Regions from separate parts of the Homo sapiens genome. Here all the other regions are linked to region 4. A link is a loop called in an ENCODE intact Hi-C map of the cell type or tissue named here. Cell type or tissue: mammary epithelial cell. All regions are shown on one strand. Region 1 overlaps SLC9A9 (solute carrier family 9 member A9). Region 2 overlaps SLC9A9 (solute carrier family 9 member A9). Region 3 overlaps SLC9A9 (solute carrier family 9 member A9). Region 4 has its middle 16 kb from the start of CHST2. Region 5 overlaps SLC9A9 (solute carrier family 9 member A9).

The links. A loop is a pair of places that touch in the nucleus more often than their neighbours do. Peaks named below come from ENCODE experiments on the same cell type or tissue, not always from the same donor. Only the 100,000 strongest peaks of a DNase experiment are listed, where the experiment ranks them.
Region 1: a loop joins it to region 4, with 2.2 times the contacts of the local background. A loop is called at or near these places in 15 of 110 quality-filtered maps.
Region 2: a loop joins it to region 4, with 14 times the contacts of the local background. A loop is called at or near these places in 31 of 110 quality-filtered maps.
Region 3: it touches region 4 in a loop (4-fold over the local background); 8 of 110 quality-filtered maps call a loop at or near these places.
Region 5: a loop joins it to region 4, with 2.2 times the contacts of the local background. A loop is called at or near these places in 12 of 110 quality-filtered maps.

Annotation. Positions count from the first base shown.
Region 1 is chr3:143,300,044-143,305,043 of GRCh38, reverse strand. The region is part of intron 14 of SLC9A9 (solute carrier family 9 member A9); the gene reads left to right. Among named protein-coding and RNA genes, the nearest start is that of SLC9A9-AS1, 40 kb to the left of the region's middle. In mammary epithelial cell, a CTCF peak has its summit at 2,331; a DNase peak (open chromatin) is centred at 2,253.
Region 2 is chr3:143,642,180-143,647,179 of GRCh38, reverse strand. The region is part of intron 6 of SLC9A9 (solute carrier family 9 member A9); the gene reads left to right. The region is part of intron 1 of LOC102724120 (a long non-coding RNA gene); the gene reads right to left. Among named protein-coding and RNA genes, the nearest start is that of SLC9A9, 200 kb to the left of the region's middle. In mammary epithelial cell, a CTCF peak has its summit at 2,491 (motif pointing right); a DNase peak (open chromatin) is centred at 2,509.
Region 3 is chr3:143,324,718-143,329,717 of GRCh38, reverse strand. The region is part of intron 14 of SLC9A9 (solute carrier family 9 member A9); the gene reads left to right. Among named protein-coding and RNA genes, the nearest start is that of SLC9A9-AS1, 15 kb to the left of the region's middle. In mammary epithelial cell, CTCF peaks have their summits at 1,032 and 2,082 (motif pointing right); no DNase peak of the experiment used is centred here.
Region 4 is chr3:143,133,097-143,138,096 of GRCh38, reverse strand. No RefSeq gene overlaps it. Among named protein-coding and RNA genes, the nearest start is that of CHST2, 16 kb to the right of the region's middle. In mammary epithelial cell, a CTCF peak has its summit at 2,788; a DNase peak (open chromatin) is centred at 2,736; H3K27ac peaks cover 991 bases.
Region 5 is chr3:143,431,615-143,436,614 of GRCh38, reverse strand. All of the region lies in intron 12 of SLC9A9 (solute carrier family 9 member A9), which reads left to right. Among named protein-coding and RNA genes, the nearest start is that of SLC9A9-AS1, 92 kb to the right of the region's middle. In mammary epithelial cell, a CTCF peak has its summit at 2,657 (motif pointing left); no DNase peak of the experiment used is centred here.

The sequences.
Region 1 (5,000 bases), 170 kb before region 4:
GAAATTAATAATAATGTTGATATCTGGTTCACGTTCAGATATCAGAATATAAAAGTACTCTCCAGAGTTATTATTCATAGACCCAAATTAATTGTTGACCCTGAGTTATAAACACCAGCAGGAGGAGCTAGGCTGCAGAAAAGTGTATAGGGGTGCTGAGCCCTAAGGGTGGTGGTGCTCATCACCTGGGCTTGCAGGTAAACAGAGCCATGTGTCAAGACTGAAGCATTTAATACCACTGGACTTAAGTCGTAATAGGAAATGGGAGGGTGTTAAACCAGCCTTTAGGAAAACTAATACAAGATGGATTTTGAATGTCTGAGGGAACATTTTTGGAAGAGTCATTATTAAACTTCAAAGAGAATCAGCCTTATCAGCAGTGATAATAGAAATATATTGGCTTTTCTGAAGATAGATCTTGGGTGTCTCGTTTATGAGCCAGCCATGGCTGGACTTTTATCAAGTCTGTCAACTCGAAACCAAGTTCTTAACCCAAGGCCTGAATGCTGCCAAGATGAAGCCATGTCTGAACAAGGCAATAACATCCCCTCTTATTCCAAAGTGCCTCTCTTGTAAAACTCAAACTTATCAAGAGGCTTTGGATTCCTCTCTCAGTTCCTTGTCTTAACAGGGGAATACATCCCATGTCTAACCAGAATGTTTGTTGCTTCTGGAGTCAAACATATGCGCCTCCTAGGCACAGCCATTAACGTGGGTGTTTCTTGGATGGCTCAGACAACCAGAGTTTGGATTTTAATGGCTCTTTTCACCTCTCTTCTCCCTGAGGCCATCTATCTAGGAGAAATCTCACCTATGTATGAGAGGCAGAAAAAGGAGAAATACTGAAATAATTGCATTTTTATCATAAGCAGACCTATTATGAAGTTATGTGGCAGGAAGAGACCCAAAACAATGGATACAATTTGACTTATCCACCATTCCAGTGGGTGACTAAGAAGTGACTCTAGTTGCCATCTTCCCACAAAGGTCTAAGAGACCTCTTCATCCTCTTTCCCCCATTCAGTATATATATGTTTTCTGGAAATCTGTGCCAGTAAATGTCCAGTGGAGTATTTTGGTTTTGCTTTCTAAAGACTAACCTGGAATGAATAAAGTTCCTCTGTTAAGAAATGGAGAAAACAGATGTTTTAAGTCATCTTTTTAGGGGACCAAGGGCAGTGCCTCTGCCGGCCTGAATCTAAGTCTTTTTTGGCTTTTGGGAGGAGTCAAATGGGCCTGGCAAGTTTTGCAAGGGAAATCTCAGAGGTCATCCAGACCTGAAGTGTAGGTAAGGAGACCCTGGTTTAGCACAAGGTGGAGTCAAGTTCTAGTTCCGCTATTAAGTGTGTCACATGAAGCAGGTCACTTATAAATACCTCTCTGAGGTTTAGTATGCTCATATGTAAAAAGCAAATAATATCTTTCCAAAGTAATCATCCTCAAATGCAAGTCTCACTGTGTCTTTCCCTTGCTTAAAACCAGACACCTGGCCCTTCCTACCTAGTCTAACCTCATTCTCATCACTTAGTCCTCCTCTTGCTGCCTCTCATGCAAGAACACACCAGCAATATTGGATAGCATGCTGTTTCACACCTCTGCTCCTTTGCACATGCTGTTCCAGCCCCCAAGAGGCCTTGCCTCCTTCCCTCCTTCCCTCAAAAAAAAAAAAAGAAAAGAAAAAGAAAAAAACCCACCTGGAACAGGAAAAACATTTGTTCCCCTTTGGAAACTCAGTTCAGATATCACTTTCTATTTGAAACTTTCCCTGAACACTCCTCTACACACCCCTCCCCAGCCCCAACACAAACACACAGCTACTTCTTTGAGTCTCAGACTGTGCCTTGTTCTCATCTGCCCATGATCCAGGTGGGCCTCTCTAATTTGTACAAAGGCTGTGACTAGGCTGGCAGTGGCCCTGGAGGAGTAAGAGTCTTTGGGGACAGGAAAGCAGCCAGAGCGTGTGTGTCACACTGGAAGTCCGGAAGGGAAATGCCTGGAGAGCCAGTTGTCCCTCTGCAGGGGAAGGGCACGATGTGGAGAGGGCGGGCAGGGAAGGCTGCCAAGAAGCCCTCCGTGGTGTTAGAAGTGCATGTCTGGGGCTTAACTGAGATGGACTTGTAACGTGGGAGGGACTCCACACTCTTGTGGAGGATAATTGAGAACAAGGAGGATTATGCAATTTGAAAACATCGAATTCCAGAAAACGTGATGATTCTTGACAGTGACCCACTTCACTTGTACCCATCTGGCTTTATCCTCCAGTTCTGCCTGTCTTGAGCCTGAGTCACTCCTCGTCAAACGCAGTCATTCTGTCTGTTCCCAGTAAGGAATAAGACCAAACCTGCTGGCTGGTTGGAGGATCTGTCCTTTCTGCCAGCTCTCCCTCTCGCCATCTTCCTGGCTCTTTACTGCTTTCCTCTGTCCCTCCATCACTGCTCTTATTTCCTTCCCTCCTGCTATTTTTCCTTCTTATCTGGCTGTTTCAGGGGCTCTCTCCTCCTCCCCGCCACTCCACACAAACCTCATTCAGGACTCCCAGCCTTTCCTGCATCTCCTTTCTTGGGCTTTTTCAGCCCTTTAATTCATTCCTCTTAATATTTATTAATACAAACACCTCATTTTCACCTTCAATGTTTTTTTCTTTCTATTTTCTGGCATCTTTTGGTTCTTCTCTGCTACCCGATTTTCCATCTTTTTAGACAAGCATTCATTAAGCACCTACTGTATTCTGGGCAGTATGCTGAGTGCTAGTGAAGAAAAGATGTATAAGCCTATTGCCTGTATATACTAGGGCAATCATCCAGAGGAAATGGGGGCTGATGCCTCCAGCATCCCCCACCCACCATAGCTTTAATGCTCAAGGCAACGTGCTCCTCATCCTCTGCATCACAATCCAGAGTTGCAAAAGATTCCTGGCCCGCTGTGACAAAGGTGGGACAACACTGTCTTAAAGCCCCTAGCAGAGGTGCCAGGTAAGATATACCAGGCCAGCAGCTAGCAACACCTCTCTCCCCAACCCTCTCACTCTTCCTAGGGTGAAGGAGGACAAGTTGAGATAATGAGGATTCTGAACCTCTTTTATTTCCACTCTGCAGTTCTGCAAGGGTTGGCCCCTCCTGGTTTCATAAAAAACACCTCCACTGACATTAAGAGTGGCTTGAAAATTAACATATACAACTAGTATTTTGCACACCAGAAAAAGAAAGCTTTTCAGCTTTGGGTGGGCTTAGAAATGTGGTTGGGAAGACACTAACTGAAAAACACCAAGGGAAAGCGGAACACTCTAGGACAGTGGTTCTCACACTTTGGTCAGTGTCAGAATCACTAGGGGAAGCTGCAAAAACACAGGGACTGTGCCCTATACTACTTCAAAGGCCTGAGTCACTGTGGGCTCCACTAGATCCCCAGGTGATTCTGATACACACCAACATTTAAGGACTGCTGCTGGAGAATGCGTCTGTCTCATCTTCTGCAGAGGATGGCCCTAACACCCAGCTATTCCATTCTACTCTTGCCTACTGAAGGCTTTTTGTCTGCATGACCTCCACCCTCAAGTATAGGTGGACTTTTCCACTAGAGGGCCAAGAAAAAGGCTAATCCTGCAAGGCCAATCTTCATGCCACAGCTTTTAAAAAATCATTTCCGCCCTCTTGCTGATTTCTCTGCAGCTCTGGGGTGCATTAAACTTAAACTATGTGTGAATAGAAGAGGAAGCAGTTGGTACTATTAAAAGAGGGAGAGAGATAGAAGACTATAGTTTGAATATTACCAACTTCCAAGACTTACAAAGTATGCATTTTGCGCAAATGTCAAAATTTAGTAAGCAAATCAGAACAATTTGGGAGATGGGCAGCAGGAGTGATTTTAAAGCTGCATCTGACCATACACACATCCTGTGGCCGTTCTGCAGGATTAGCCAAGTTTTGCAAATGAGAAAATATGGAAACATACACATGAAAAGATTTCCCAAGGTCATGGTGAAGGTGGTAGTGGTGAGGATTAGGGGCTGAATGCTGTTTCTCCTGGGCCTATTTCTGAGCTACTGGACCACAAAGCTTCCTGAATGCAGATGTTAAACAGGTTTTTGCCTTTAAAATAAAGGTTTAAAAGGTTCTTATTTTGGCCATAGTTCAGTGCAAATCTGCAAATCTCCTAGGGAAAAGGGGACCTATTTGAAGGGAAATTAATTACTTCCAGCTTCTGGAACACAAATCAATTCAACTTTTCCCTGTGTTTTACTAAAGAGTGCTTTAAAGAGTGGTACTCCAACTTGGCTGCTGAGAAACTTTTAAAAAACCTGATGCTCAGGCCTCACCCTGTACCAAATCAGACTCCGGGCTTTTAAAAGTTCCCTCCAAAGATTCTGATGTACAATAGAGTTTAAGAGCCATTGCTCAAAGCATAGCCTTACTCATAGCATAGCTCTGTGGATCAGGAGCATAGGCATCACCTGAGAGCTGCTTAGAAATGCAGAATCTCAGGCCCCACCCCAGGCCTACTGAATCAGAATCTGCATTTTATTATAACAACATCCCCAGGCATCTGAATGCATTTTAAACATTGAGAAGCACTCCTTTAAAGCACTCCTCACTCCCCCTAAAAAAGTTTATACATTTCCAAACACTGAAGAGGTTTATCTGCTTCTTCCAATGAGGTGCAGAATGGGCAGGAGGGCAAATCACAGAATTTTAGAAGTAGAAATAAAAACAGCTAATAAGAATTAATATGCATGTCAAGTGCTCTACATGCATTCTCTCTTGATATTCACCACAACCCTATGATAGAGGTGCAAATACTCTGTCCCTTTTCACAGATGACCAAACTGAGGCTCAGACCTAGGTGAAACAGCTAAAATACCACCTGGAGAGGCAAAGTGAGGACTTACACTAATGCTTCCAGGACTTAAAAGCACACGCTTTTAACCACTCAGTCAGACTTTCTCAACCTGTGTGCCAAACATTCCAAATGGGCTACAAGTGCCAAGACATTTGTTCCCCTCA
Region 2 (5,000 bases), 510 kb before region 4:
TAAAATAGACAGTAATAGCACTTACCTCACAGGATGGGATTAAACATAAAACACCTAAATCAGGGCCTGGTGGGTCATGCTCAATACACATTAAATGTTAGCTGTTGCTGTTACTCCTATCATCAAAGACCAATAATAAAAGGTAAGCATAATAGAAAAATGGACAAATGATATAAATAGTTAATAAACAAAAGAAGAAACATAAATGGACAACAGCTATACTAAATAAGATCAGCTTTACTAATAATGAAGTAAAACAAATTAAACCAACAATGGAGTATTATTTTTACCTGGCAAATATTTAAATCTTCAGGACTCAAAAAAGAATAATCATACTTGGAGTAAGTCAGGGTTTGGGAATTGAGAACCCTCCTATATGATTGGTGAAAAAGGAAAGTGATAAAACTTTTACAAAGGCAGTGTTTACTGAGCCATTAGATTTTGTGAATCATTTGATCCAGCAATTTTGTTTCTAGAAATTTATTCTAAGAAGTAATTATGGGCATGTGCAATAGTCTCTCCATGGAGATGAATGCATTGATTTGAGCAAGAAGTTGTGCACAATGGTTACTAGTTGGTTGAGTGAATTATAGCATATTAATATCATGGAACCCTATGAAGTCATTTAAAAAATAATAAAGAAAAAATATATTGATGGGAAAAGATATTCACAATACATTTTTAAGTAAACAGGAAATTTAATATATAATATTTATATTTAATAACTATCAAATAAGAAAATTTAATATATAATAAGATCTAGCTTGGTTAAAAATTCACAGCCAAATTTATATGTGCAAATGCACCTAAAATTATATATTATATATACTAACATACATTATATGTATTATATATGAATATAATTATATATTATTAAATTTTATATATTTTATTATACCTGTATATATAAATAACATATAACATTTGTATTATTTATATATAAATTACATGGAGTCAGAAGTGTTATGTGGAATCACAAGTGATTTTTATTTTTTTCTTTTGGCTTGCATATATTTACCAAAATAGAGCAAACTACTTATGATAGACTCTGGTCCCAAAAATCCCCATTAACATACTTAATAATTGGCAATGTTCATTTAAGTGCAGATTGCACAGAGGTAGAAGTCTGAAATTCTTTTGCTACCCATGATAGAAGAGAAAGAAGATGTTGGCTGTTTTGGGCCATTTATCTGCAAAACAGAAATACTGCTATTGTTGTACTGAAACCTACTCATAAAATAATTCCACAGTGTGCAAATGCCTCCAGGTTTTCTTAGAGATAAAATAAGTATCTCATTAAACAGCTGACTCTTGGATGACAATAAATACATACTAGATGTCTTTATTCCCTGTTAAGTAAATGCTTATAAGGAAATTCGATGTCATCAATTATTTAAAAAGATGAAGAAATGGAGCACCAATTTTGTCTTTTTAAATGAGACTGTTATGCTGCAGAGAAGTTCTTGCTAGATAATGTCATTTAAAGTGTGATACCAGTGAACGCTTGGCACTTTGAGTGGCATTTTGAAAGACTACATTTCTTACCGCCCATGTATCTTGAGGGAAATTTAATATGGAAGGTAATTGGATGGCTATAAGACTCAAGCAACCGTGGAACTGAGGGGAACCTTGAACTATCATCCAACCGTTCAAGAGAAATGTACTGAGGATCAGTATGTGCCAGACATTATGCCAAGTGTTGGTGACAAAGACTGGATGGGCATAGCCACTCATCTCGGCCCTCAATAACTCCTCACTGAAGTAGGCAAACAATATCTATAAAGGGATTTAATATGCGTAACAAAACCTCACCCTAGAAACCATTTCAGAAAATAGCTTACATGTATAGGGTTTGGTTATAAAAATATATTCCTAAAATAATTCCATTTTTTCTCTTGGTAACGTCATCTTGAAGTAGATTTCGAGTTCCTTAAAGGCAAATTTTCTCCATCCCTCACAACACATAGGCAATTATTTGGTAGGTTCTCCAATAACTACTGAATGAATGAGTTCATAGACCCCTTCAGAAGCAGATGGGGAGACGTTTTATAATACTAATCATTAAAACCTCTTCCAGAGATAGATATTTCATGTTCATTCTGCTTCTTCCAACTATTTGAAAAGCCTTGTTAGAAACCCTCATTAGTGCTCCTCCAATTTGACCCATAGTTGTAAACACAGAGGTGATAAGAAGCTGTCCCCTTTTGATCAGAATTAACTGAAACTGTTATCACAACCAGAGGTATATTTCTCATGAATCTGCTTAACTTAAGAACAAGTTTCTTATATCTTGACACATCTTTCTGAAGGTAATTCACTTTGATATTTGCCTTGAAAACTGATAATCAGCATGAAACTCATTTATTTTGATGCCTGTCTAGATACTGGGGTGATACATAATTAAAAAAAAAAAAAGTTATGGCTGTTTTTGCTTAAGGACTCCTTGTCTTGGGAGTCAATTTCATGCTGACTTCATTTTTCAGACACCAGGTGGCATCACATGGCAGGAATGGCAAGGCCACCCTGGGATCTTTAAACAGAGGCTGGGAAGCAGTGCTCAGCTGAATTCCAGCTTTAAGTTGTGTGCTCGGTGTGCTGCCCACACCCCTGCCTGCTGCTGCTGTCTTGTTTGTTTTTCTCTCATTCCTGTTCCCTGGTTCCTGACTCTGGCATCTCCCCTACCCTACCTCTTAATGTCCCTGTTCAGATTACTGGGACTTGACCTTGATTATATTCTGTGACTCTGTCTTTTGTCTCACGGATGAGATCTGACATTCACTGGCAGCGTCTCCAGAACTCTACCCCGTAACTTAGAACTTGCTTTGCTCGTGTCAAGTCATGCGTGACAAATTGGCCTACCAAAAATAAATAAAAGAAATCCATGTGGATGGTTTCTTATCTCAGTTCCAATGTACTTTAATTTATTGGTATATAAGTCAGATGCAAGTGATGAAAGTGATAGAAACCCAATTCAAATTAGCTTCAGCAAAATTTGTCCACTGGCCTGTTTAACAGGGATTGAGCTGACTCTGGACATGCCAGGCTTAAGACTTCAAACATGGCTGTCTATCTGTTCTTTTTCTCTCTTGGCCCCGATTGTCTCTGAGTGCTAGCCTCATTCTTTCATGGTGCAGATAGATAGCTTACTCTAGAAAGCAGGAGAAGGTGACTAATGGCATCTCCAGGCTTACTTTTTTTTTTTTTTAGCTCAAAATAACATTTCATTCTCCCAATATTTGCATATCAGTCACAAAGACTCTGTTTGCCTCTGCTTGTATCAGAAGATCACCCATAAGCCAATCACATAATACTCGAAGGGAATTAAACAAGGTCACTGGTCAGATCTGAGTCACATTCCCATCCCTGTGACCAGTGACATGGAATCCATTATTGGAAGAAAGTGGTTGGAGGACAAGTAAGAATAATAACAACCATATTTCATGATCCTAGAATGTTCAGAACATGGTGGATTAAAATGATAGGTCCTATGCACTAAAAACTCAAAGAAAGGCTTTATTTTAAAAAGCGAACATTACTAAATGTAGAGTTGATTTTGAAGGAGAGAAAAGGAAATTCTCCAAGTGTGAGAAACAAGAGAAAAATCACAGCAAGAGTGGGAAGCTGCCACTGTCAGTGGCCATGTGATTTTATATGGCATATACTGCCCAGAGGTTTTGGAGCTGGAATCCCATTTCCATGTGGAAATCAGAACCCTGTCTAAAGGTTCACTCATGGTAATACAACTTGAGCAAAGCTCTTTGAATAGGGCCTGCAATTTCAAAGTGTTCCTTCAGTCACATAGACTGTGTAGAGCAGCCTTAAGAAATAGCAACGAAACTTGCCATCTATCTGGAATTTGAGAAATCAAAATCCCTAGCCTGGGCAGTTGTGATACAGGAAATGTAAGCCAATAAATTAACATGGAGAGTTTTCAGGACTATTGAAACAACTGTCACAGCCGTATCCCCTCTTCCTATTTCCAAATACACTGAAACTGCCCTGAGGTGATACTTTCACATCCCAGGTACATAGAAATCCCACTTAAAAAACAGAATCTTTTCTGAAAATGAGCTCACAATAAAAAATGTACAGGCCGCAAGAAGAATAACTCCACCATGTTGAGCAAAGGAAGGAAAGAAAGGAGATAAGCAAAACAAAAGTAAATCAGAAGGACAAGCACCCTAAGGAACTAAACAAAAATTACAAAAATATGAGAAAGATTATCAAATGAGCACACTAAAGAGACTAAAGAGGTAAACAGTGGAGTGGGGAAAAATTAGAAAAGAATGGTATAATAGGAAAAAAAGAACTTTTCAAAATGAAAAGTGCAAATATTGACATTAAAAACTAAAGGGAATGACATAAATGTCATATTAAACCCAGCGATGAAACAGAATATAAAGTTGGCAAATGGCCCAGCATGTAGTACAGATAAAAAATATGAAAGGCTAGTTAAGAGATATGGAGGATAGCACTTTTTAAAAATCCAGAATTCATCAATAAAAATTTCAAAAGGAGAAACTAAAGAGAATTGAATTGTGGCAATATTTTGAAGGGATAATGGTTGATAATTTTCCAAAATTAAAGAGATAAATTGAAGCATCACATTATGTCTAGAGCTGGATAAATTAACACTAATTCACATTCAAATACATTGCAGGTTTTAGGTTTATTTTGTTGTGTTTTTAATTTTAAAGAGTCTATTTGAGCAACAGAGATTTGTGAATCAGGCAGCTCCAGGCCTCAAGTGTTAAGCCTCCACCTAGAGGAGGGGAACAGCTTTATAAGATATTTGAGGAAGCAAGACAAAGAAAATATTTGATTGATTATTGTTGTGAAATGTGAGATCATCAAAGAGAAAGAAGAAATTTTAAAAGCAACCAGAGAGGAGAGATGGTTTATTTCCAATAAGGATTACTTACACTTACTTACAATTTGGATGGCAATAGTTTTCTCATTGGCAACAATAGCTGCTTAGCTGCTAGAGGATAGAGGAATAA
Region 3 (5,000 bases), 190 kb before region 4:
GGAGGAACTGCTGAGCAGCTAGGGAGATGAATGGAACAGAAGTGAAGCTCCCTCTGCCAGAGAGGCGAGCACTTCTCCATCAGCCCCAGAGACGATGGGCGGACTGCAGCTGCCCATGAGGAGCAGCACGCGCAGGAGGCCAAGGTGGCCTGCACACCTGCCATATGGGAGGATGGCAGAGTCGGGCAGCCCAGCTTCACCAATGTTATTTGCACCCCCTCCCCAAGAACTCAATGGGAAATCAAAATTGTTTTGCTAACCAATGATTTCAAATTTCATGTCAATAGGGATCTGATGCTGCCAATGCAAAGGAGAATTACCTGTACGGGTTCTACAACTTTATTTTTTCATTTTGGCCATGTTGTTCTACTAAGTACTCTGGTCAGCCCCTGGTCTCAGACTCTTATCTGTTTTCTTTACTCACCCATCAACTAACTCCCCTACCGCCACCTCCACCCCAAACACATACACACCTTCACCTTCAACGGACAAAAAACATTGCTAGAGCTGTAAGGTTGCCCTTAATGGGAAACATCCTTTATGCAATATACAGGATTTATTGTGAGCATTATGGAGCAATGTGTTGTTTGGGTTATGGCTGCGCTAAGGCTGGGAAACATCTCCCTGTTCTTGTGTAGTTAGATTATTAAAAGTTGGTCGTTTGACTTTGATACCCTTTTAGAGCAAGTACTGCTTGCAAAGGTCAACTCGAGTGGAAAGTTCAGGGCACACAGTAGGCAATAAGTTATATGTTCAGGACTCTGGCAAGATCCCTAAATGGGTCAGATGTGGTCAAGCAAAACTGACAGCAGAATATGCAACATCACAAAACATTCAGACTTGCAGATAGGCAAGGACAGTGTTATTAGAGAGGAATGATCCAGGCATTGTTACCAACATACAACCCCTGGGGTCCATAACGAAGCGAATATTAGGGGGAAAAATCAAGCTAATCAAGGAGAACAATCCAAACATCTTCTAGCAGCTAAAGACATCTTGTGGTAGAAACAGGAGAGGCCTGTGTACAACATGTGAAGGCTGGAAAAGTTCAAGCAAATTACCACCAGGGTGTAGGAGTGACAGAAATTACTTCCAGGTGGAGGGTTGGAGGTTCTGATAAAGGGGATGGCATTGCACTGGGCTTTGAATACCGTGTAGGGTTTTGAATCGGGAAGATGGAGAACGGAATGTGTCAAACACAGTTAGGGTTATCCAGGCTTCAGTGTTACATCAGCATCTCATTAAGATAGTGGAAGTTTACATGCCTCTTTATGGTTCACTGTTGCTGTGTTTTCAGGCTATTCACAGTAGTTCAGTAAAACAATCTTTGATATCATCAAATATCTGAAAACCAAGGGATTATAAACTTTCATATTTTTAAAAATTAATAGACCTTACATTTTGGAGCAGTTCTAGATTTACAGAAAAATTGAGCAGAAAGTACAGAGTTGCCATATACTCCATATGTCCCACACATAGTTTCCTCTGTTATTAACATCAATATTGACACATTATTAGCCGAAGTCCATAGTTTACATTGAGGTTGTGTTATGCATTCCGTGGGTTTTGACAAATTTGTAATGACATGTATCTACCACTATAGTATCATATGTAATTGTTTATTTAAAGAAAACTCAGATTCTGATTTATAGAGATCTATTCTTTATCAAACAAATGTAAGCAGAGAAAATAGATAGTACTTGTGCATACAGAAAAAAATGTCCATATAGAAAAATGCCTTGTTGACATGGGTTGCAAGCTATTTAGAAAATCTAAGTCTGCAACTTCTAGTGGAACATAAAAGAGGAATTAGACTAGTTAGTGCTCAATGAATTTAGAATGAATTTGAAAGAATTTGCACTGCTCTTCATAAAAATGATCTCATGATTTTTTTCCTTTAGCCTGGAAAATCTGCACCTAGTACCACATTGCTGAACAGTATGAGAATGCATTCATCAAGATTTTGAAGTCAGAATGTCTGTTAATCCTGTTACATTTAGAATATTACCCCCAAGCATGTAGAATAAGAACAATCTTAGGAGATATTTCTGTATCTCCAGTAGGTGGCCATAGATGGAAGATGTTTGAGGAAGAACAAAAAATAGGGAAGGGGAGAGGGCTAAGAGTAGGAGTGGGTAGAGGAAAATGCTTCTAAGTTCACATGACAGGAAACAGGAAAAGCCTCAGGGCATAAGAAATGGAATCAATCTGCTGGTAGTAAAAGGAGCTGGAAAAGTAACAGTGCCAAAATCTGTCTCCTTTTCCTCTTGAATTAAAACTCATATTGTTCCATATGGTATGTGCTAAGGGATTCCTTTTTGGACTATCTGGTCCAGTGTCTAAGTTTATTTTCCTTTTCTTCTTCCCCATATTTAAGAGGAAAGTTCCTTTACTATTCATTCACCCCAACTCTGTTCCACCTCCACAAGTCTACTTTTATCAGATTTTTTTTTCTCTAATTAATTGTGGGAGGTAGTGATTTTTTAAGAGAGGAAGTGTAGCCTTCACTTGGCTTTATCATTCACCATTTTTGGAGAATTTAGACTTCCTTCCTCTTTCTTTCCTGTTTGAAAGAGGCTCTACAAGTTAGTTCTAGTTGAAACTCTAGAGGACTATGTTTCCGTCTCCTGGCTGTACTCTCAGAATACTTGCAGGGACCATTTATGAGCTATTTCAACTGGAATTATCCTAAGAAGGCTTATCTTTGAGTGTATATACTCCATCTACTGACAGATAAAAGGAGATCATTACCGCTGAGGAAAAGATATATGCACAAGGCAAGAGAAAGTGGTCCCCTAATAGACTCCAGTGACCATTAATTTTAAGTGCACAAAGATATAACACTTCATTGATTTGACAAATATTTATTTAGTGCCTACTAAGTGCCAGGCACTGTACTAGATGCTGGGGATGGAAGGTACAGCCCTTGTTACCATGCAGTTTACAATCTAACAATGTACTAGGGGGAGAAAACAAAACTCAAATTAAGCAAGTAGAATAATTACACAGTATGATCCTTATTTGCCACAATGGAGAATAGCCATGGAGTGGGGAATTACATTAGAGAAGGTAGTTGGGGAAGGGCTTTCTAAAAGTGAAAATGAGAAGGAGCCACCCTCATGAGCAGCTGAGAGAAGACCATCCCATGCAGAAGGACCAGCACATGCAAAGGCCTGGGGGGAGGGGGCACGTTGTAGAGGGGAGCTGAGTGCATTGAAGAAACAGAAAGAAGGCCAGTGTGGCTGAGAATGGTGAGAGGGAGAGAAGAGGGAGGAAGGAAGGCTGAAGAAAGCAATGAGGCAGACAGATCACGCAGGGCCGGCAGGCAAAGTTAAGAGGGGAGATTTTATTCTAAGTGAACTAAGTGTCCATCAAAGAGTTTTAAGGAAGGGAATAATGTGACCTAATTGACTATTTTACAGATCACTCTGGTTGCTGTGTGGAGAATTGCAGGAAAGCAAGTGTAGTGTCTGGGAGACCACTTAGCAGGCTGTTGTATTAGGCAAGAGACAATGGTGACCTCGATGCCTCAAGGAATCCTGATGACTTGAGATCTAGTGTGGGTCTGAAAATAGTCAAAATCTCCTTTTACTGCACATCCAAGATTTTTATACTTTTTCTTTCCATTATTGCTAATAACTTTTTATTGAGGTTTTTACAAATACTCACATACAAATGAATACATAAAGTTTTCGCAGAGCACTTGCATGCATGAATAGAAAACCAATACCAAGTGATATTAGAGTTTCAACCATTAAAAAACAGATATGAACAATATACTGAACCAGGACATATTATGATGCCTAACTCTTTATTGAGGGCATGTCTGTACATTCCAGAAAATGCACAAGTGATGTCTGATCCACTCCTCTGTTTGCCCTGAGCTGATCCTAGAGGCAGAGACCAGGTCTGCAGGACTTGCTTTAAATAGTAACTGACAAGGCACCAATAGATAGTCCACAGCTATCCCTTTTGAGGCTGCTGCTCATAGTACTGACCAGCATGAGGTCCAAAGGTTTGAAGACTCCATACAGCCCAAGTGGACATGTCCTGTGGAACTGGCCACGGCCTTCCAAGGGTGTCTCTGGCTGTCAGTTTCTCCTATGCACAACACTCTCACCCTTAACAAAATTTAGGAAGCCTTTACTCCTGGATTTGCCCATGTGGTGTGGAAGACAGTGCCATGGCCTTGGAAGCATGCAGTCAGAGACAGATGAAAACACAAGGACAGCCAGGCTGACCCTACCAAAATAAAACCCAGTCTGACAGTGAACTCTGAACTGAGGCCAAGGGTAAGGTTTTAGGTTATAGAGGGTTAGGAAATGAGAGAGAAGTAGTTGATTGTGTTCCACTGATCTGTTAACAAATACTTAACAAGGCCAGTATTACAGGCACTTCTCAGTACCCAAGCTTCCATTGCTTAAGGACTGTGTTGGGTGTTTTACATGCATTTTCTCATTCAGTCCTTGTATGAACTGTATTTTACAGGTGTGGATAATCTGGGATCGAGGGAGGGTAAGTGACATGGTGACACAGCCAATAAAGACAAATTCAAGGAGGGCCACCAGAGAGTGATCTCAGAACTGTTCTCACTACTATGGAAAAAGGAAAAGTGTGGAAGGTTTTTTTTTTTTTTTTTTCTGGTTAATAAGAAGAGACAGAAACAAAGAAGAAAATATTAGGCATCCACAATCTTACCAGCCAGAGTAAAGGATTTGGGACACTATTAAATATTTTTCCATGGAAAATGTTTGTTCAGGGAACTGACATTATTTTTAAAAGATTAAGCTGAATTAGTGTACAAGGTGGAAGAGGCAGAAGAGAAAGGAGGCCCTTTAAGAGGCTGCCATGAGAGTTTTAGTGCAGATTGCTAGGAAATAAGCTACTGTTTTTTTAAAAAACAGGGTTTCCTCTATCGCCCAGGCTGGAGTGTAGTGGTGCAATCGTGGCTCACTGCAACCTTGTCTTCCTGGGCTCAGGTGATCTTCCTGCCTCAGCCT
Region 4 (5,000 bases):
GGTTGCAGTGAGCTGAGATCATGCCACCGCACTCCAGCCTAGCAACAGAGTCAGACTCTGTCTCAAAAAAAAAAAAAGAAAAGAAAAGAAAAAGATACAATGTTTTCTCTGAATATTTAGGAAAAGTTAAGGGGCACCCAAGAACTCTTTCATAAGGACATTAAAAAGCCCACAGATCATTCTTGTTCCTTGGCCCATGCTAGACTACGATGTCACCAGCTGGTAACACCTCTATCCATCAACACCTCCCTCACTTCTTGTCTCTTACTGGCTGTTCAACAGGCCAGTGAGACTCAGTGTACTTTCTGGGAGATGCACAACCTCTGTGCTCTGTGGCTGTCTCCTTTGACAGTGAGCACAGAGTTATCACATGAAATAGTAATAGTTGTCACACAAACACACAAGCAAAGTCTTTATTTTTAAGTACATAATACTGTGGAAGATGACAGGTTTGGAGTTTTTTGAGGGGATTTTCCCCAACCTACTGTGAACATCACAGGATGTCTTCATAATGCCTTGAGGACCTGATCCCTAAAAAATGATATCCGTGTTTGACTAAGTGTTAAGTGTGCATCTTTATTAACAATGGGGTCACTGAGGTCCCATGGCTGTAATTCTGATTAAGAAAATAAGCACATAGTCTTCCTAATCATTCCATGTCAGCTAATTCTAAATTGCACCAAAATGGAAATAGTTGCTTTCCCCATGCCCCTAGATAGGACATTTCTATTAACATTGCTCACTGGTTTCAGAATATAGATGATACATGATAATTATTCAAATAAAAAATTATATCCTAATTGGGTATTTGGGTTAGATAACTTGAAGTATCCTTGAAAAAAACTAAAAAAAAAGAAAAACAAAGATTCTTCAGTAATTATCCACATGTGAGAAGGAGTTTTCTGATGTTTTCTTCTTGGCAAATAACCAGACCTATTCTAGGTTTTTAACTTGACAGCAGGCAATGTAGCCATGTCAATCTAAAATAAGAACACCTGTAAATTCTTTTTCTTTTTTCTTTTTAGAGTCAGGGTCTCACTCTGCCACCCAGGCTGGAGTGCAGTAGTGATGTAATCATAGCTCACTGCAGCATCAAACTCCTAGGCCTAAGTGATCCTGCCACCTCGGCCTCCTTTTTTATTTTATTTTATTTTATTTTATTTTATTTTATTTTTATTTTTATTTATTTTTTTTTTTGGTAGAGATGAGGGCTCACTATGTTGGCCAGGCTGGTCTTAAACTCCTGACCTCCAGTGATCCTCCCACCTTGGCCTCCCAAAGTGCTGGGATTACAGGTATAAACCACTGTGCCTGGCCTAACCTCTTTAATGGAGAAATTAAAGGTGAACAGTAAGAGCATGGGCTCTGGGATGAAATGGACTGGCTATACCAATTACTAGCTGTGTGACCTTAAGCAGTTTACTCCTCCTCTCTGTGCATCATCTGTAGACAAGGATATGAGTAGTGGCTATGTTAGAGGGTCACTGTGAGGACTAAATATATGCACAGAACTGTGGCTAGAGCAGGGCACTACATCAAGATTGCAAACAATCATCCTCTGGATGTCAAAGGAAGGAAATATTTTCTACTCATTCATTGCCAATGTAAAGTTGCTTTTTAAAAGTGAACAAACCACTGGACGCAGTGGCTCATGCCTGTAATCCCAGCACTTTGGGAGGCCGAGGCAGACGGTTCACTTGAGGTTGGGAGTTCGAGACCAGCCTGGCCAACATGGTGAAACCCCGTCTCTACTAAAAATACAAAATTAGCCAGGCCTGGTGGCAGGCACCTGTAATCTCAGCTACTCAGGAGGCTGAGGCAGGAGAATCGCTTGAACCTAGGAGGCGGAGGATGCAGTGAGCCAAGATTGCTTCATTGCAGTTCAGCGTGGGTGACAAGAGCGAGACTCCATCTCAAAAAAAAAAAAAAGTGAACAAACCATCATCTTAGCTAATCTAAAAGGGCTGGTACTTCTCCCTGAGCAAAATGCATTCACCTGCATCAGCTGGCCATTAAGTGCACTCGACCCCTGTTTAGCCTCACCTTGCACAGCTCTGATATGTTAAAATGCTATTTGTCTATGAGACAGCCTCCTTACAAATACACATACACATGCATGTTTGTGCACACATGACTGTGTGTGTATCTAGAGAGCTAGATATAATGGATAGCTAACCATCTATTGCCATGGTCTGTGGATTTTTCCCCACACTCAGTGGTGAGAGCCAGGGTGGCCAACTGTGGAAATTACTCTTGCCCAATGCGTGCTCCTCCAGGATACCCCAAGTCTAGTGTGTTTCACAATGTGTTCTGTTTAGTATGTAGTAGCTCTGTTCTCTGCCATTTACTGGAGTTATAGACCATGCTGGCTGTCAAAAATTATATAAATGAAAGTACTTAACCTGCCACAAAGAAACAAAGAAAAAGTAAGATGTTGGATATTAAAATGCAAGTTACCACAACCAGAATATTTTCATCAGAGTGGTGAGGTAACCATCTATAAGCAATTAAGACCTCCTGGAAGTCCTCTGATATTTTGGGGGGAGAATGGGAATCATAACATTACTGTAAGTTAGAGAACTGACCCACAGTCTGTAGAATGGGGACTGGAAGAAGTAATGACCAGAAGACAGAAGTTATTGCAGATGGTTTGAAAAGCCCGGAAGGGCAACTGCCAATGGCAATGCCAGGACCACATCCCCATAGAGACAATGTTATTAGTCATCACTCCCACTTCCAGGAGAGCAAACCGCAGCTACAAGGAATATGAATGTGTTCCTCTCCTGCCCCCAGCTTGAAGCTTCCTAATATGCATTTTTAAGCAAATTCTTAAGTTACAGAAAAGAAGTGACTCATTCTTTCTGTCTCACATTATTAAAAGTTGTGCAAATCATTTATGTTAATATGCATATGTATGGTAACATGCATGTATGTTCCTTAGATGAGACTCTGTTTTTCTAAATTCACTCAAAATGAATGTGTTATAGCTGGGTGTAAAACTCTTAGGGTAAGAAATATATTCTTACTAAAGGGGATAAGTGGAAATCAGAAAAGAAATGAATAGATTTACATTGTCATTTATACATAATGTAATTTGTAGGGTGTCTGACAAACCAAACTTTCTCATCACCCAAAAACAAGCTCAGAAATGGAAATCTTAGTCTTTTTATGTGATTTATACAACGCTTGTTTGCCTTCATCCCTCCTAATATCATATGCTTGAAAAGACTCTAAGAATCGAATCCTGGACCCAGCCACATGGCTAAAATGCTGCAGGATGGAAGCCCAGAATTCATTTTAACATGTATTATTCCCTAGACTGTGACAGAATTCAGGTTTCACTTAGCCTTCTCCAGGCTCCCAAAACCAAGAATCTAGTGGGTTGTTAACATATTCATAGGTAAACAAATGCTCAGTCCTTTGGCAGGCTGCCAGGACATGGTGCCAGGAAGGGATCCAGGCAACCATGGTGAAGCTGTGGGGGTCTTTCACCTCCCTCACTCTGTGGGACTGGACTACTGCAGATGCCACACCTGGCTTTCTGAGCATCTTATCTGTAAATTTATGGAATCCTGTGGACAAGATACCTACTGGTAGAGTCTTGAAATGCAGCCAGAATTACTGAACTGAGGTGGTACTCTTTAGGCCAGCACAACCACTCCAGGCCAGATGTTTGCAAAATGCAATTGACTATAAGTCTGTAGAGCAATCCTTCCCAAAAGCACAGGAATCACCTGAGGATCTTATTAAAATGTAGATGGGAGGATCGCTTGAGCCCAAGGGTTCGAGGCTACAGTGAGCTATGATCGTGCCACTGAACTCCAGCCTAGGTGACAGAGACCCCATCTCTAAAAATAAATAAATAAATAAATGCAGATTATGATCTGGCAGTCTAGAGAGGGGCTGATACTGCTGGTCCAAGGACCCGACTTTGAAGAGCAATGCTGTAAAGTGAGACCATTCCATACACAGTAAAATAAACATGGTTTGGAGGCATCCCGCGTGCCAGACACTGTGCCTTCTGCTGGAAGCACACAGATAAGACAAGAGCCCTGCCTTACAGGAGCTTGTCCTGTAATAGGAGAAACAGCTTATAACACACTGGGTAAATTCTGCACTTGTTGAGATTCTTTGCACTATAAGGAAGAAAACATCCAATCTACAGTGGCTCAAACAAAAAGGAAATGTAACTGGCTCCTCTAATTGCAAACCAAGGGTAAGGCTGACTTCAGACCCATTTTAGCAGGGCTAAAATGACTTCACCAGAACCTAGCTTCCCTTTGTCCACCAGTCTGTGGTTTCTCTCTCCGTATCTTTTGGCTCTGCTCTCCACAATTTGACTGTCTTCTAGAGGCACCATGGATACCAGTCCTTATGTCTTCTCCTCTTTAAATAAGAATGCCTGCCTAACCCCGAAATCTGAGCAAAAATATCAAGATATCTCATTGGCTCTAATTGGGTCATGTGCTCAGTCCTTAGCCGATCATTTTGGTCTTGGGAAAGTCAGCATGGCAAATGCTAGAGTTGTGTGTGAAGTTAGATCCAACACAACCACATGCACCAAAGAAGCAGGAGACAGATTTCCAAAAGAAAATCAGGGCTTGGATGCTGGGCAGCCACTGTCCCACAGTCAGTGCTAAGAGGTGTTTTAGAAGCATGAGCAGGGGGCAATGAGGGCATGGAGAAAGACACCGGTACCTGATAAACACTATCAATGTGTGTGTGTGTGTGTGTGTGTGTGTGTGTGTGTCCCCAGATACAGGGCAAAATGGCAAAGTGCACACAGTGCCAGTCTGGAAAGGACTGCTGATTGGTTTCTTGGGGGCTTTTAAGTCAACCCTCCTCCACCCCTACCTCTACCATGGTGCAAATCAGTCACTTCAGAAATAGTTCATTCACTACTTCCTGTGCAGGAGATAAGAAATGAAAAGTGTGGTTTAATTGCTCCCAAGGTGATTAAATTGCCATATTGACCAGACTGACACACATCTAATAATTTG
Region 5 (5,000 bases), 300 kb before region 4:
CAGCCTCACTTTCACAGTTTCTTCTTCCATCTGTACCAGGAAGAAGGCAAGACTTTGCCTCTGATCTGATTTTCACAAATCATCTGACCAAATTGGAAGGGACTCATTAGAACAGAACAGTAACTCACCTATCAGTTTCTGATGGACTGAACGAGATCTGGCTGAGGCTGTTTTGCAATTATAGCACTTTCCAGCTGAAGGCCTCAAAATGTTTTGTGAGCAGTGATGAGCAACAGGGCCTCCTAGTGCTAATACTAAGTGCTCTCATAATAAATTTTCACCGTCAACGTCTGGCTCATTAGCCTGTTAGGGCAGGAGAGGGGGCATGCCTGTGAGAAGGAGGTCATGCGGTGACCCTGCCAGCAGTAGGACTGGACCACTGCCCAGTGCTCGCAAGACGAGGTCGCATGTGGAAGTCTCGTGGAGGTTCAAGCCCACTTCTCCCGGTACCAGTGGACACCCCCAGCCCTGATGTCCGGACAGGTACTGTGAGGGCTGATTTGATGGAACTCGGAGCAAGAGAAGAGCAGAAGGGCAGAAGGAAAGGCCTGATCTGAGGATGAGGAAGGGTGGAGAAACATGGGTTGGGCCCATGGGACTGGTTAGATAGAAAAGCTGGGTAAAGGATTGTTGTGTCTGTAATTTTCCTTTCTACATGATTTCTCCTAGTTCTGTCACTGGCCCAGGCAGCCCCTGCAGGGAGGGTAGCAATCCTGTTTTGTGTGTAACTCTGTTAACCCTCCAGGTGTATTACTGAGTTGGCAGAGCAGAGTGGAGAGGAGGACACTTGTGTACTGTTTCAGGCTGTGTGGCACTAAGCTAGGGGGCTTTGGGGAGATGTCTCAGTGGGGCTTCCTATCACCCCACAAATCCTGCCACTGAACTGGCTGCTTCTGAAACCCACCCCAGCATACATTCCTCTCATTCCAAGGCCCCATATCACCCAAAAAATTTGATGTCATTGATTCCTACCTTTAAGATAACATAGTGAAAGTCTAACGTGTCAGGCAATGTGTTGGATTCAAGGTGAAGACATTTTTCCTTGCTCCCACTTTTCTGCATTTCCCAATTTTCTGTAATGAGTCAGTAATTTTTTGAATAGTAAAGTTTGCCATAGAACTATAACTGGAAGTGAAAATATATAAGCCACATTTTAATAGTTTTGAAGAACTAAATTACTTTTCTTAAGTATTTAAAGCTTGTTTACTTTGAAAACTTTGACTTTGTTACCTACTTCACTAAGAAACACAACGCCATTGGACCCAAGGGCTCTCACTATCGACCAATGCCTTTCCTCCAACTCAGAGAATCAGGTGAATTGGGTTTATAGTGCAAAAGAAACTTCTTTAAAATTCAAAAACAAACCAGTCATGAGTTCTGGCTACAAGATGCTTACAGTATAACCAGGTAGAAGAGAAAAGGCATACGAAAATACAATTTTTTGTAATATAAAATATTAGATAATATTTTATAAAATATAAGACAAAATTGAGAAGGATAAATACTTTAAAAGAGGTCTTGATAAGGTCAAGGGATGCCAGCAGAAGCCATTTTCCCCCAGCTGATGGATGGAAAAGCTTGATGACGGCGGGGCGTGAGAGCCCTGCCTGAGAGAAATCAGGGCCTGGGCTGCAGACAAGGTAGATTTGGGCAACCAGGGAATAGGTTAAAATGAGCAGCGGCAGGGAGGTCAGAAGGGGCTCGTGGGGTGGACCACATGAGCTTGATTAGGATGAAGTAAGGGAGACATGAAGAAAAGGAGGTGAGGTTGAGAGAGCTGAATGTGGAGAGGTAATGGAGGACGATGGGGACTAGGCTGAGGGATTTAGTTCCCCAGTCAGGGGAGCTATACCTGAATCAAACTGATCCAGCAGCAGAGGTTAGCATGGACCAGGGTGGAAAGAGGCATTTATGAGACTGAATCCAGGTGAGATAAGATGACCTAGGGCAGTAGCTGTGAGATGGGGGGGATGGGCCGGAGGTGTTTCAGAGGCAGCATAGGCGTATTCTGGAGAAATAAGGAGTGGAAAGGATTCTCTTTTCCAGCCTGTGCCCTCAGACTGGCTGAAGCTGGCATGAAGGGGCTACGGTGGTTAGAAGTTGCAATCGAACACTGGAAAGGAAAATTACAGGTTGCTCTTCCAGGAGGACTTCTTCAGCCCAGAGGAACTGCAGGAGTTGCCAGCATAATGAAATCTAAACAGGGAATTATCAAATAAGCAAAAAGGATAACCCATGAGGTTTCTTTTTTTTCCTTCTGCCCCTCTTTCTCTTTTAAGTTATTCATCACTAAATATCTATGAAGCAGTTACATTATATAGGAAACCAAAGGAACACAATTTAACACCTAGTTTCTGTCATCGAATGATTTTCAATATATTTGCAGACAGAACTGTATTCACATGTCTGCATACCATTGCACACTTTAGTTCACGAGCCACCTTGAGAAAGATGCTAGGACTTGAGCTGTAAACATTGCCTAAATTAAGGGAAATTTAGTGTTTGGGGGGTATTATTATACAGTGCTACTATGTGCCATATACTTTACTTTTCATCTTATTGTGTCCATTTTAAAGATAAGGACACTGAGACCCAGAGAGATGAAGTTAAGAGGTAGGTGACAGAGCCAGGAAAGCTTCATCCAAACCACAGCGCCCCCTAGAGAGGTAGACAGTGAAAGGCAAGTCTTCCTCATAAAAACCTGGCATGCAAAGGTATAGAAGATATAGGTTATCTATACTTCAAAACCATCAGAATTCGAAAGGTTTCATATGCACCTTCCAGCTTACTTTCCAGTTGGTTCTAATAAAGTTTTCTGAGACTCCTTTCTGAAAGATTCTGCTGCTGTCAGGAATCTGCATATTTCCTCAAGATTTGGAGCTGGGTAGGACAAGATAGAAACACGAATAGAACATAAGTTAATTGCTTTCTGGAGTATGTTTCAGAGTCAGTGTATTTCCCATGGTGTTCTGTATGCCTGCCTCCTGGGCTTAAAGGGTTAACAGAACACCCCCACCTTTTATAATATCACCAGATCTCGATTAATCTGGCAAATGCTATAAATCAAGGGACAGTGTGAAATTGAACACTAAATGTATTGGACGTTATTATAAAAAGAGAAATTGGATAATTTCTACTCATTTCTATCTGAAAATGAAAAACTGCCAGGGTAATGAATCTCCTTGATCTGCTGAAGTGCTTATCAGTTACAAAGTACTTTTCCACTGAAGAGATAAGCAGAGTCAAAACACACAAAAAAATCACAATTTTTTGAATGAAAATAAATCTTCATGCTGTTTGTGGGATAAATTCCCCCCAAAGAACCCAGCAACCATCTCTTTTAAAAAGCTTCAAAGTCGATAGGATTTCTTATTGCCCTGAAACACGTCAGGAAACTAAAGAAAACTTTGTTACATGAACTGTCCACCCTTCCATGAAATCAAGAGCAAACTTATCAAGATTGATTTCTGTCATCAAGTGCAGTTAGATTTGCATAAAAGGGTTGGCCAAAAAGATATATCTAAATAACCTTTCATTGTTAAGGCTAACCTCCCTTTCACTGTTAAGTTCAAAGGAAGGAAAGTTCTTTGAAACACCACCAGGGCTGATTGGTGCTGCTGGTCTAATCAGAGCATGTTTTGAGTCCAAAGGTAAGAAATGCCTTCAGTTGGAATAAAATGCAGGCAAGAGGCCAGGCGCAGTAGCTTATGCCTGTAATCCCAGCACTTTGGAAGGCCAAGGTGGGGGGATCATGAGGTCAGGAGATCAAGACCATCCTAGCTAACATGGTGAAACCCTATCTCTACTAAAAATACAAAAATTAGCCGGGTGTGGGGGTATATACCTGTAGTCCGAGCTACTTGGGAGTCTGAGGCAGGAGAATCGCTTGAACCTGGGAGGCGGAGGTTGCAGTGAGCCAAGATCACGCCACTGCACTCCAGCCTGGCAACAGAATGAGACTCCGTCTCAAAAAAATAATGTGGGCAAGATCAGCCAGGTGGCCACCATTCTAGGGGGAAGAGAGCCCTTCAAATACTGATTCCAGGGCAGCCTGCTTGTTTTAACAACCTTTTCTCGGTAAAGCTCTCCAAACCCTGGAACTGTTCCAGTTTTCCTTTTCTGCATGAAGTAGGAATGTGATTGTAATGAGATAGTTTTTCAGAAATCAGTGTTGCAGTTCTCATTTTTCCTGTATTTGATAATACTTGCCCTGTGCCTATTAATGAGCCTAGTCTAGTTGAGGTAACTGGAATGGGCAAAGAGTTTACTGCACTGAGAACCTTTCCAGGGCCTGTTCCCACTACATACATCATCAGGAGCTGAGAGAGTTTAGAACATAGTAATTACCCGGTGTGTAGTCATCTTATACAAATCAATTTATTCACACACTTAACAAATACATGTGTGCCAAGCACTGTTCTGAGCATTTGAAATAAACAAAAATGCCTGTGCTCAGGGTGTTTTCATTTTGGCAAGAGAAAATAAGCCGTGAGAAATTAGCTTAACAAATGGGCAAATTATATAGTATATCAGGTGATAAGTGGTACAGAAAAAAAAATTGAGCAGAGGAAGAGAGAATGGAGGCTGGGTTATAGGGATGGGATTGGGCTGTGATTTGAATTAGGTAGTCCAAGTAGGCCTCACTGAGAAGTTATCTCTTGAGTAAAGACTGGGAGGAGGAAGAGCATTTTAGCAGTGGCAATAGCTTATGCAAAGACTGTAAGGTGAGATGTACCTGGCAAATTGGAGGAACATCAAGTGGGCCAGTGAGGCTGAAGGGTGAGCATGTAGGAGAGTAGGAGGGGCTGAGTTTAGAGAAGTAAGAGGGGTGGGAAGATCATACAGGGCCTTATAAGCCATTGTAAGGACTCGGCCTTTCACTTTAAGAATTGGGTCACGAGGTCGGGAGATCAAGACCATCCTGGCTAACACGGTAAAACCCCATATCTATTAAAAATACAAAAAATTAGCCGGGCATGGTGGCGGGTGCCTGTAGTCCA